Linked DNA regions of Mus musculus: regions 1, 2 and 3 are each linked to region 4. A link is a loop called in an ENCODE intact Hi-C map of the cell type or tissue named here. Cell type or tissue: gastrocnemius. All regions are shown on one strand. Region 1 overlaps Katnal1 (katanin p60 subunit A-like 1). Region 2 holds the start of 2310047D07Rik (a long non-coding RNA gene). Region 3 holds the start of Katnal1 (katanin p60 subunit A-like 1). Region 4 overlaps Hmgb1 (high mobility group box 1).

Evidence for each region. Peaks named below come from ENCODE experiments on the same cell type or tissue, not always from the same donor. Only the 100,000 strongest peaks of a DNase experiment are listed, where the experiment ranks them.
Region 1: a loop joins it to region 4, with 2.7 times the contacts of the local background. A loop is called at or near these places in 11 of 42 quality-filtered maps.
Region 2: a loop joins it to region 4, with 3 times the contacts of the local background. A loop is called at or near these places in 8 of 42 quality-filtered maps.
Region 3: a loop joins it to region 4, with 2.7 times the contacts of the local background. A loop is called at or near these places in 5 of 42 quality-filtered maps.

The regions. Positions count from the first base shown.
Region 1 is chr5:148,908,276-148,910,775 of GRCm38, reverse strand. The region is part of intron 3 of Katnal1 (katanin p60 subunit A-like 1); the gene reads left to right. Among named protein-coding and RNA genes, the nearest start is that of Katnal1, 19 kb to the left of the region's middle. In gastrocnemius, CTCF peaks have their summits at 1,027 and 1,646; a DNase peak (open chromatin) is centred at 1,534; H3K27ac peaks cover 418 bases.
Region 2 is chr5:149,228,081-149,230,580 of GRCm38, reverse strand. 2310047D07Rik (a long non-coding RNA gene) reads right to left here and starts at 1,593. Exons shown (of 2, transcript XR_003956021.1): 1 at 1,270-1,593. It overlaps n-TNgtt14 (a tRNA gene), which reads left to right and starts at 1,507; the gene lies at 1,507-1,580. In gastrocnemius, no CTCF peak of the experiment used is centred here; DNase peaks (open chromatin) are centred at 459, 799 and 1,409; H3K4me3 peaks cover 1,347 bases; H3K27ac peaks cover 1,789 bases.
Region 3 is chr5:148,927,362-148,929,861 of GRCm38, reverse strand. It overlaps Katnal1 (katanin p60 subunit A-like 1), which reads left to right and starts at 1,215. Exons shown (of 11, transcript NM_153572.2): 1 at 1,215-1,336. Gm36446 (a long non-coding RNA gene) reads right to left here and starts at 1,050. Exons shown (of 2, transcript XR_377236.1): 1 at 959-1,050; 2 at 240-729. In gastrocnemius, a CTCF peak has its summit at 1,409; DNase peaks (open chromatin) are centred at 873 and 1,151; H3K4me3 peaks cover 1,958 bases; H3K27ac peaks cover 1,649 bases.
Region 4 is chr5:149,047,852-149,050,351 of GRCm38, reverse strand. It overlaps Hmgb1 (high mobility group box 1), which reads left to right. Exons shown (of 5, transcript NM_010439.4): 3 at 1-57; 4 at 451-625; 5 at 1,439-2,500. The coding sequence ends at 1,615. Among named protein-coding and RNA genes, the nearest start is that of Hmgb1, 4.0 kb to the left of the region's middle. In gastrocnemius, a CTCF peak has its summit at 1,167 (motif pointing right); no DNase peak of the experiment used is centred here; H3K4me3 peaks cover 940 bases; H3K27ac peaks cover 1,223 bases.

The DNA of each region.
Region 1 (2,500 bases), 140 kb after region 4:
ATGCTCTGCTGTGAAACCTGGGCTGGTCTCAAACTCATGCTCTGCCTGTGGCAGTTTCTCCAGGTCTGAGATTCAAGCAGGTACCACGTGTGCACAGCTAGATGGGAATGGCAGGGAGTGACAGACTGGGTTCAGGATGGAGAGAGTGGTCTACAGTTGGTTCATCTGGTCCCACTGACAAGGGGAGCAGAGGCGCGTGGTTGGGGAAGCCCAGGCGTCTCCATTAGTTATTTACAGAGAGTGGCCAAATGCCTGTGCTACCAGGAGGGCTGTGCTGGCTGCCATGGTGGAAAGACAACGCTTGGGTGAGAAGCATTGCCTAAGGCCAGTGCCCTTCAGGTCTCAGTGCTGTTGTGGTGATGCTGATGCTATGGAGCTGATGCTGATGCTGTGGAGCTGATGCCGTGGTGTAGACAGAAAGCTCAGTTGGAGCAGGGTGGCAAGCGCAGAGGGCCAGCTTCTAGTGCAGGTACTGCTGTCAGTTCACAGGAAGGTGAGAGTCCAGATGTCAGAAGGGGGAGAGCATCCTGTTGGGCTTTGTTCTGGGTTTTTGAGGTTTCATTTTTTTTTAGGTAAGCTCTCTGTAGGAAACGTCTGTCTCCTGCTACAAAATATTTGAATCTTGGAAATCTAGGTATTTATTACTGCGTGTGCCCAAAATCTTTTAAGATTTATTTTTGTGTTATGTGTGTAAATGCTTTACCTTCTTATATGTCTATACACCAGTGACCAGAAAAGGCGTCAGATCCCTGGGAACTGGAGTTACAGATGGTTGTGAGCTGCCATGTGTGTGCTGGGAACTGAACCAGGGTCTTCTGCAAGAGTGACAGTGCTCTTAACCACTGAGCCGCCTCTCCAGCCCCCTAAGTTTGGCTATTTCTATGTTTTAGAAAAGGCAGCTGAAAATAGGCATTCTAATTCATTAGAGACAGAAGCAGGAGAACTGCAAGCGATGCAGAGTGAAGCCGGAGTACATGCACTTCCACACTTGCATGAAAGCTCTCTGCCTCTCTGCTTTCCCTGGTGGTTGCTGTCTGCTGCTGAGTGCCACCTATGGGCAGGCATTCTCCTCAGCTCCTAGGAATCCTGGATTCCCAGTCCCCGCAGCGTTGAGTTGAACTTTTGGCTACACTGAGCAACTCACTCATGTGATAACGCCTCCCACAGCTGCTGGCTTCCCTCCTCACCTTTGTGACACTTGCTGTTGGCTGTCTCAGTTGGAACTCTCCTCCCTCTCTTCTGACTTCGCTGGCCTTTACAAGGCTCCATGTCCTTCTCTTCCTTCTGTGACTGTGGCCTCTTCTCTTGCGTCCTCCTCTTGTGTCTAGCCCCAGCCCCCATGCTGCTCCCGATGCACTTGAGCTTGACATCACTGGTGCCCACCGGATGCTGACAAGCAAGAAAGGTCTTTGCCATGCAGTGCCTCCTGTTCTGGGAAGTCTGCTGCCTTTGCACAGCAGACCAGTGCCAGCTCTGAGGGCAGAGGGGGTCTCCTCTTAGCTCTGCCCCTCAGGGGCCCCGAGGACAAGTTGCCAACTTCATCTTCCCTCTGTAAATGGAGATCATTGTGGCAGTCACCCCGTGCGGAGGCTGTAAGGGTGAAGTGGCTTAGTGCCTGGAGAGTGTGAAGAGCAGCATGGCCCGGCAGGGGGCCAGGACAGCTGTGCAGCTCCCCACGACTCTCCAGCAGCTCACGACACCCTTCCTTTGTCTTTGCTCAGAGGATTCCAGAAGTCCAGCCTATTCTATCCTTTTGTACAGACTACAGGCATGCCTATTGTTCACCCCCCCCCCCCCCCCCACACACACACATCCACACCCAGACATGCCCCTGGGACTTGATCAAGCTCGACTTGCATCCCCAGCACCAAGAACAATGTGTGGTGCAGAGTAGGTTCCAGAAGTATTTCCTGAAGGGATGTGCGCACACCCCACTCCGAGTCTCTGCCCCTTATTCTCCCTTTCTGCTTTGCTTTCATCCCTGCTGACAAGGATTTGGTGGTTGTCACAGTGACGGTCTGCTAGTGATAAGCTATCAGTTTTTATTTTTAGAATATCCATCTCTTCTGTCGCTCTTTAATGGTAGTTCAGTGTAGACTACCAGGCTGGTATTTATTCACTGTGCCCTGATGACTAGCTAGCTAGTTGCTCTGTGGTTTTGAAAAACGGCATGCTAGTACACTGTCAGTCTTTTTGACCATCAGGGCCAAGATATGTGGCACTGTGCAGCCCTATCAAAACCTCTTTTTAAAGAGGCCCCCTGAGTCTGTTGCTTACACAGCCTAGAAGTTGTCACAGAGTCCCCACAGTGAAGCATGACATCGTGCAGTGATGCGGCAATGGACAAAGAAATACAGAGTGGAACCAGGGTGTCCTCTGGGACGCTGGCAGAGTCTGTTACACATGTAATCTCCAACTGCAGTGAGGTGGAACTGAAGACGTAGAGAGCACACGCATGCTTCCCACAGGCGTGGGGCTTGCCACAGATCCCACCGACAGC
Region 2 (2,500 bases), 180 kb before region 4:
GAAGTCAGCCACGGAGAGCTGAAGGACCAACAAAGTGTAGCACAGATATGTAGCTAACTAGTACTCAGCATAGAAGAGCCGGAAATCAGGGTTAGCGCTACTGTACGGATACGGATACGTCATCAGGACATCACTGAGACCAGCCAGTCACAAATGGGCAAAGACTGGGTAATTCCACCTAGGGGAGTTACTTAAGAATAATTAAATTAGTAAAGATAGAAGAGAGAATGAGGCTTATTAGAAAAAGAAAGGGGAGGTGGGAGTTGTTTAATAGATGGGAGTATTGGTAACATATAAGTGCACTTAATTCCGTTTGAACCGTAAGCTTTAAAGGGGTTAAAATGGAGCTGGAGCGATGGATAGGTGGTTGAGAGCTCCTCTCTTGCACAGGACCCGCGCTCAGTTCCCAGCACCCGCCTTGAGAGCCTCACAATCGCCTCCAACGCAGGCTCCAGGAGAATGCGACGCCCCGTTTGACCCCGAGGGCGCTGAACTCAGGATACACGCCAACACCCAGATACATGATTAAAATAAGTCTTTGAAATATGGCTCAATTTATACCAAGAGAGTAGCAATAGCTAAGTAGGAAGAGCCAAAGAGAGGAGGAGCAAGAGAAAGGGGGGAGGGCGGGAACGGGGACAGTATTTGGGATGTAAATATATGAAATAATTAATTTTTTTTAAAAGGAGGAAGGGTATGGAAGCTTGAAGAGCGGGACCTGAGGTCTGTGAAGTTGCCCCCTCCTCCCCTCCCGGTCTTTGGGGTGATGGGGGAAGGAGAGGTCTGACAGGGGCTCTGGCAGGTTTATCAAAGAATTATCCTTTCTCCCCCTCCCTTCTCTCTTCCTCCTTCCCTTCCCTTCTGCCCCTCCCTCTCTCTCCCTCCCCCTCCCCCTCTCTCCCTCCCCCTCCCCCTCCTCTGAGTGGGCACAATGCTACCTACCCCAACCCTCCCAAGGCAACCCCAAGTCAGTGAGTTAAATTCAGAAGTCAGGGGAAGGCCTAGACGTCACTGGCTATTTTAAAAGAGCGTTTTAATCGCCATAAATCCGATTCTGCAGTCCCCCTAAGCCATGAGTGCTCGAAGGAGGCTCCAGTCCGCTAAAGGGGTGTGAATTTATTCCCAGGAGGTGACGGGGGAGGGGCGGCGCGGTAGGTTTTTAAACGTATAAAGTATAAAATTCCCATGGCCCACACAGAGATCCACAGTTTATCAACCTCGATAAGCGGGAGGCGACGAGAACACTCAAAGGGGAGGGGCGGTAACAACCTTGAACAAGGGCAGGGCGCCCTGGCTCGGAGCCCACGCAGATTCCCGGAGCCTCACCCGGCGCCGCCCTGCTCTGCGGAGGATTTGCTGGGCTCGGCGGCTCCGCCCCTCCCCGCCCTCGCGCAGTCTCAGCCCGCAGGGCTCAGCAGGGCCTGGCGCCTCCCGGGAGTCCGAGGCGGCGACGCCCATGCTGGCCGCGGCAATGTGTACAAAGCGCACGGCCGCTCAGGCAGCTGTGTCTCTGTGGCGCAATCGGTTAGCGCGTTCGGCTGTTAACCGAAAGGTTGGTGGTTCGAGCCCACCCAGGGACGGCAGCGTTCCTTTTAGCAAAAAACATTTTTAGAAATGTTTTCTGCCATCCTGGGACGCCCAATCTGTTTGATAGCTTTCTAGGGCTCAAGCTACAAGCGGGCCTGCTGCTTCCACTAATTTTCAAGAGGGTACATGTAAGTCTGCTTTTTGAGTTTGGTCCAATTCTGCTCAGGAACAGCTAGGTGTTTTTTGCACTGGAAACCGGCAACCGGGACCACCCAGAAACAGCACCATTTGTGTGGCTCAGAAAAAAAAAATAATAATAACAAAAAATAAAAAATAAAAACAACAGCAACAACAACAAAAAAAAAAAAAACAAAAAACGACCCGCGGACCCTACTAATACAGTCTACTTCCAAATGGATGAGCAACAGATAACATTGTGGGCAGAGAGTTTGGGGACAGCAGGCCACGCTGACTTTAGCTAAGTGGCTCCCAGACTTGGGCAATGGGTTTGAATCTAACTACATTATATTTAATCTTAGACTGCTGTCAATTTCCCCCATCACATTTAACTTTATCAGAAATTGTATAAGTTCGTGTTTAAAAGTTTTAAAAGAGAGCCAGGAGTGGCGGTGATGCCTTTAATCCCAGAACCCAGAAGGCAGTAAGGCAAATAAATCATGGTGAATTCCAGGACAGCCAGGGGTACATAGAGAATTCTTGTCACAGAGGACGTTTTATGTTTTTTTCACAAAAGACTTTCCATAAAGACAGGAAGTTGTGACGTGAGGGTTTTGTGTCTGGGATCTACACCCACTCCTATAGAATACAGAGAACGGGAGTCTACAGAGTGGTTCACAACCTGTGGGTCACGACCCCACTAGGATCGTATATTAGGAATTCTGCATTAAAGATATTAATAATGATTCATAACAGGAGCAAAATGACAACTATGAATGAAATAATTTCATGGTTG
Region 3 (2,500 bases), 120 kb after region 4:
AATATTTTGACCTTTTTTTTTTTTTTTTTTTTTTTTTTTTTTTGGTTTTTCGAGACAGGGTTTCTCTGTATAGCCCTGGCTGTCCTGGAACTCACTTTGTAGACCAGGCTGGCCTCGAACTCAGAGATCCACCTGCCTCTGCCTCCCGAGTGCTGGGATTAAAGGCATGCGCCACCACGCCCGGCTTATATTTTGACTTTTATCACGATTGGATTAACTAGTATCTGAAAGCTACCGTGTGAGGTGCCAGACTTTTATTCTGTTTTATCATAAAAGTTTCTCTCAGGAACAGAGATAGTTCCATTTTGCAGACTAAAACGTTCAGAGCAGGTAGGTAAGGTGCCTCGGGTCATCGGCTACCAACCAGTTAGCCAAGGAGCTGTGTTAGAAGGCCAGGTTGTTAATCCAGGCCCATAGTACACTGAAGAGTGCACAAACCTCTGCATAAGACCCATTATAGCTTCGAATTCAATAGGTGGGGAGCAGTGCCATTTACGAGTTCCAGAGTCCAGAATCCTCCTGTAGGCTGTGTGCACACGCTATCTAAGCAATGGCTCGTTCTCACTCCACTCCCTGGAGGATGGCGGGAGGGGGCTGCGAGCAGCCTCCAATCCACAGAGCTGGCTCAGCAAGGTCGCCTCCTTAGAAGCCGCTCTCTGTCGCTGCACACGTCCCGCCCCGATGCCGGCCGGTGCAGCACGCCCCACCTAGGGTCTCGGGTTCCTCATCCTGTGGGGTGAGGGCTCCGTGTTCGCCACACTCGCCTCTGAGCATCCTTCCCTACTGCCCCCTTTCCCAACGCTGACTCAGCCCCACGCCCTCTCCGCAGCACTGCCGCAGCTGCCATGGCAACCGTGAGCCACCGCCTCTTCGCGCCGGCCGCGAACTAACGGACTCCGGGCGGGCGGCGGCTAACGGCGCCCCGCCTCGCCCCTCCCCGTTCCTTGACAGCCCTGACCTGCAGGATCTAAGTGGTGAGCCCGAGGGGCCGGGCTTGACAGGGAGAGCCGGGTTGCGGAGCCCAGGCGGGCAGCCCCAGTCCGCAAGACCTCGGCCGCCGGCAACAGGCCGCTCCCCCGGAGGAGAAGCGGGAGAGCCACGCAGAATGTAGCACCAGTCGCAGGGTATCATGGGTCTTGTAGTTCGGTGGCTCATCAGGCTCGCCGCCTTGGCTGGGTGATTCGGGCCGAGAACTACAAAGCCCAGCGGTCCGGAGCGCGGCGACAGACTGATAAATTGGGAGCTACTCAGATGGTGTTAAAGTGACTCTTTGTCTGCAGGGGGCTCCGGGGTGGTCGCTGGATTGGGCGCTGTGCGTCGGGCGGGGGTAGCGCAGGTGAGCCTCATTGCTGCGCTCCAGCCCCGCAGCCTCTGCACTCGCGGCCCCGCTCCATCGCCACCGCGCGGGGCCTGGGCCTCCTAGGGTGCTGCCTCTTGGTGCAGAACCGTATGTATGGCGCAAGGTCGATGCGAGACCCGACAAAGCCTTCACTAAAAGGCCTTTGCCTTTCCCTGTGAATCTCTAGGTATTTCTGCTTATTTTTCAAGTACCTCAGAGCTTTTGGCATATAAAATCCATTCATTAGCGTGTGTTCAGAGGACAGTAATATTTAAAAGGACAAGTGTGAAAGCTGATGAAGGATATTACTGTTATTTGGTGATGTCTGAATACATATACATATATATATGTTGCATGTTAGCTATTGAGGTTGAATGTCATGGAGTAATTAATGCCCCCTTCCGGCTCCACTCTTCACTTACTACCTAAATGTTGCCCACACATATTTTGGTTCTTTGAAGACTAGTTAAACTTTCAATGGCTAGTTAATTTTTGCCTTTTTCTGGAGAGTGTCTTTAGCATTTGTTTCTTTTTTCCCCAAGCACTTCCTAGAACGCACACACGAAGCTGATGGGTCTGGAGTATTTTGGGGAGGTCATAAATAACGAACTTGGTTTTATTGACTGATGAGATTTCTTAGTGGGTTTTGATGTGCTGCGATCTCACACACTTGTCTATTTCATTAAGCTTTGTTTGGTCTTTCACTCCCTTGGAAGTTTCTGTTGCTAGCTCTCCTTCATTTCTGACTTTCTCCTCTAGCCAACTTTACTAGAAATGTATTTTATTGAACTTTCTGAACAATCTCCTTTTGACTACACTGAAGTGTTCTGTATTCTGTTTCTATTTTTTAAAAATACCTGATTGATTTATGCACATTTTTCTTTGTTTTAGAGACCAGGCTTCACTGTGTAGTTTTGGCTAGCTAGAACTCACTGTGTAAACCAGGCTGTCCTGGAGCTCACCTGTCTGTCTCAGGATGCTGATATTAAGCATGGCTCAGGATGATTTCCTCTTTTTATTATGTGTAGTGAGAATTTTGGTGTTTTTTTTAAACATGGAATTTACATAGAAATATAAAAATTGTTTTTGTTTTAATCCCAGGTTTGGGATATTGGGCTGCTTCAGATTGTCCACAGCGGTTGACTGCGATTTGCCTCATGC
Region 4 (2,500 bases):
CCCCAAAGGGGAGACCAAAAAGAAGTTCAAGGACCCCAATGCACCCAAGAGGCCTCCGTGAGTATGAGCTTATGAGCTTTTATTTTGAGTTGTTTAGAGTAGGTAGGAATTGATTGAGCCACGTCGAGTGCCTAGTGTTTGGTTTCTTAGCTGAGAATGGCTTGGGTCGTGTATTTGAGGGGTCAATGTAACTTAAGATAGGTGGTATTATTAGTGAAGGCATTTGAACTGAGAAACTCACTCCTTTGCACAGTATATCACTACGATTTTTGGTTCTTTTTGTATCTTTAGAAATTGCTCAAAACTAATTTAGAATGTTTTGCATCTGTATATATGTCTGAATGTTTACACCCTACCCATACTATGGTATGAATTACTTAAACACTGCAGAGCAGTACAGAGTTGAGTGTTTAGTTTGTTAAAATCCTAAAAGTACATTTCTGGTTTTAGTTCGGCCTTCTTCTTGTTCTGTTCTGAGTACCGCCCCAAAATCAAAGGCGAGCATCCTGGCTTATCCATTGGTGATGTTGCAAAGAAACTAGGAGAGATGTGGAACAACACTGCAGCAGATGACAAGCAGCCCTATGAGAAGAAAGCTGCCAAGCTGAAGGAGAAGTATGAGAAGGTAAGGAGGATGACAGGATACCCAGTGTTAGGGGATTATACTTGATAACTCGTCTTATTTCCTCTTTGTTTGCAGGCTTCGTTGTTTTCATACAGGAACGGCCAATAGTGTGTTCAGTTTTCCTATAATCTGATTTGAGCTAAGGCCTTTAAGCTGTTTTAGTTGTATTTCTTAGTATGTATCCAAATTTGGGGGAAATTTGTAGCTACTTTTGGTGAGAATGGTTTCTAAATGGTTATGTGCATACACTACAAAAATAGATTGGGCAAAGTAACTGTACTGCCTATGTGCAAATTATTATATGTTCACTTTGGATTAAAATAAAATTGCTTAAACTTTAAGCTTGCCAAGGTAACTGTCATTAGAATGGAGGAAAATTGTAATTCGTATACATAAATTAAAATACCTAAAAGCTAATTTTTGTTGAGGTAATTTTTTCTGAAAATGTCTATTTTTTTAGATACACACCCCCAACCTCCCCCCAGTTTTCTTCTGTGGATTAAACTCTGGCTGTGAACCTGTAGAATGCTGTTTTGTGTTCAGAAGGTGGCAGTATTACTCTTTGATCAGTCTGCCTTCTAGTCCTCATAAACTAGAATTAGGATGTGGTATATAATTGCACTTCAGTGAGGCATAACAACACAAATATTAGTCTGACATTTCATGAGTTGTAGATTGCAAATTGTTCATTTTTATGTTGCCTTTTCCCTTGGTCTAATTATTTGGGAAGGTACAATGGGCCTGTGTGTTGTGGAGACTTTGTGAAGTTTTATTTTTTGTCTTTGTTTCATTCTCCTCTCCTTGTTTTGGAAGGATATTGCTGCCTACAGAGCTAAAGGAAAACCTGATGCAGCGAAAAAGGGGGTGGTCAAGGCTGAAAAGAGCAAGAAAAAGAAGGAAGAGGAAGATGATGAGGAGGATGAAGAGGATGAGGAAGAGGAGGAAGAAGAGGAAGACGAAGATGAAGAAGAAGATGATGATGATGAATAAGTTGGTTCTAGCGCAGTTTTTTTTTCTTGTCTATAAAGCATTTAACCCCCCTGTACACAACTCACTCCTTTTAAAGAAAAAAATTGAAATGTAAGGCTGTGTAAGATTTGTTTTTAAACTGTACAGTGTCTTTTTTTGTATAGTTAACACACTACCGAATGTGTCTTTAGATAGCCCTGTCCTGGTGGTATTTTCAATAGCCACTAACCTTGCCTGGTACAGTCTGGGGGTTGTAAATTGGCATGGAAATTTAAAGCAGGTTCTTGTTGGTGCACAGCACAAATTAGTTATATATGGGGACAGTAGTTTGGTTTTTTGTTTTTTTTTTTTTTTCTTTTGGTTTTCTTTTTGGGTTTTATTTTTTTCATCTTCAGTTGTCTCTGATGCAGCTTATACGAAGATAATTGTTGTTCTGTTAACTGAATACCACTCTGTAATTGCAAAAAAAAAATTGCGGCTGTTTTGTTGACATTCTGAATGCTTCTAAGTAAATACAATTTTTTTTATTAGTATTGTTGTCCTTTTCATAGGTCTGAAAGTTTTCTTCTCAAGGGGAAGCTAGTCTTTTGCTTTGCCCATTTTGGGTCACATGGATTATTAGTGTGTTATCTTTCATCTAGTTAGCTGGAAGAGAGCTTTTGTCCACATGCCCTGCCATTGTGGTAGGGTAACATTTTCATCCATAGTTGAAGAATCTCCTAAATCGTGATAGTTGGATAAGAGATATTATATAACCTACTTGGCAAAGCAAGGAGTGATCAATACTGTCACACCGTGGGACTATTAGGATCAAGCAATCTGAACGTCTGTCCTTGAAGGACTGATAGAAAAGTACCTTCTAATCCTTACACGAGGACTCTCCTTTAACCGCCATTACTGTGTAAT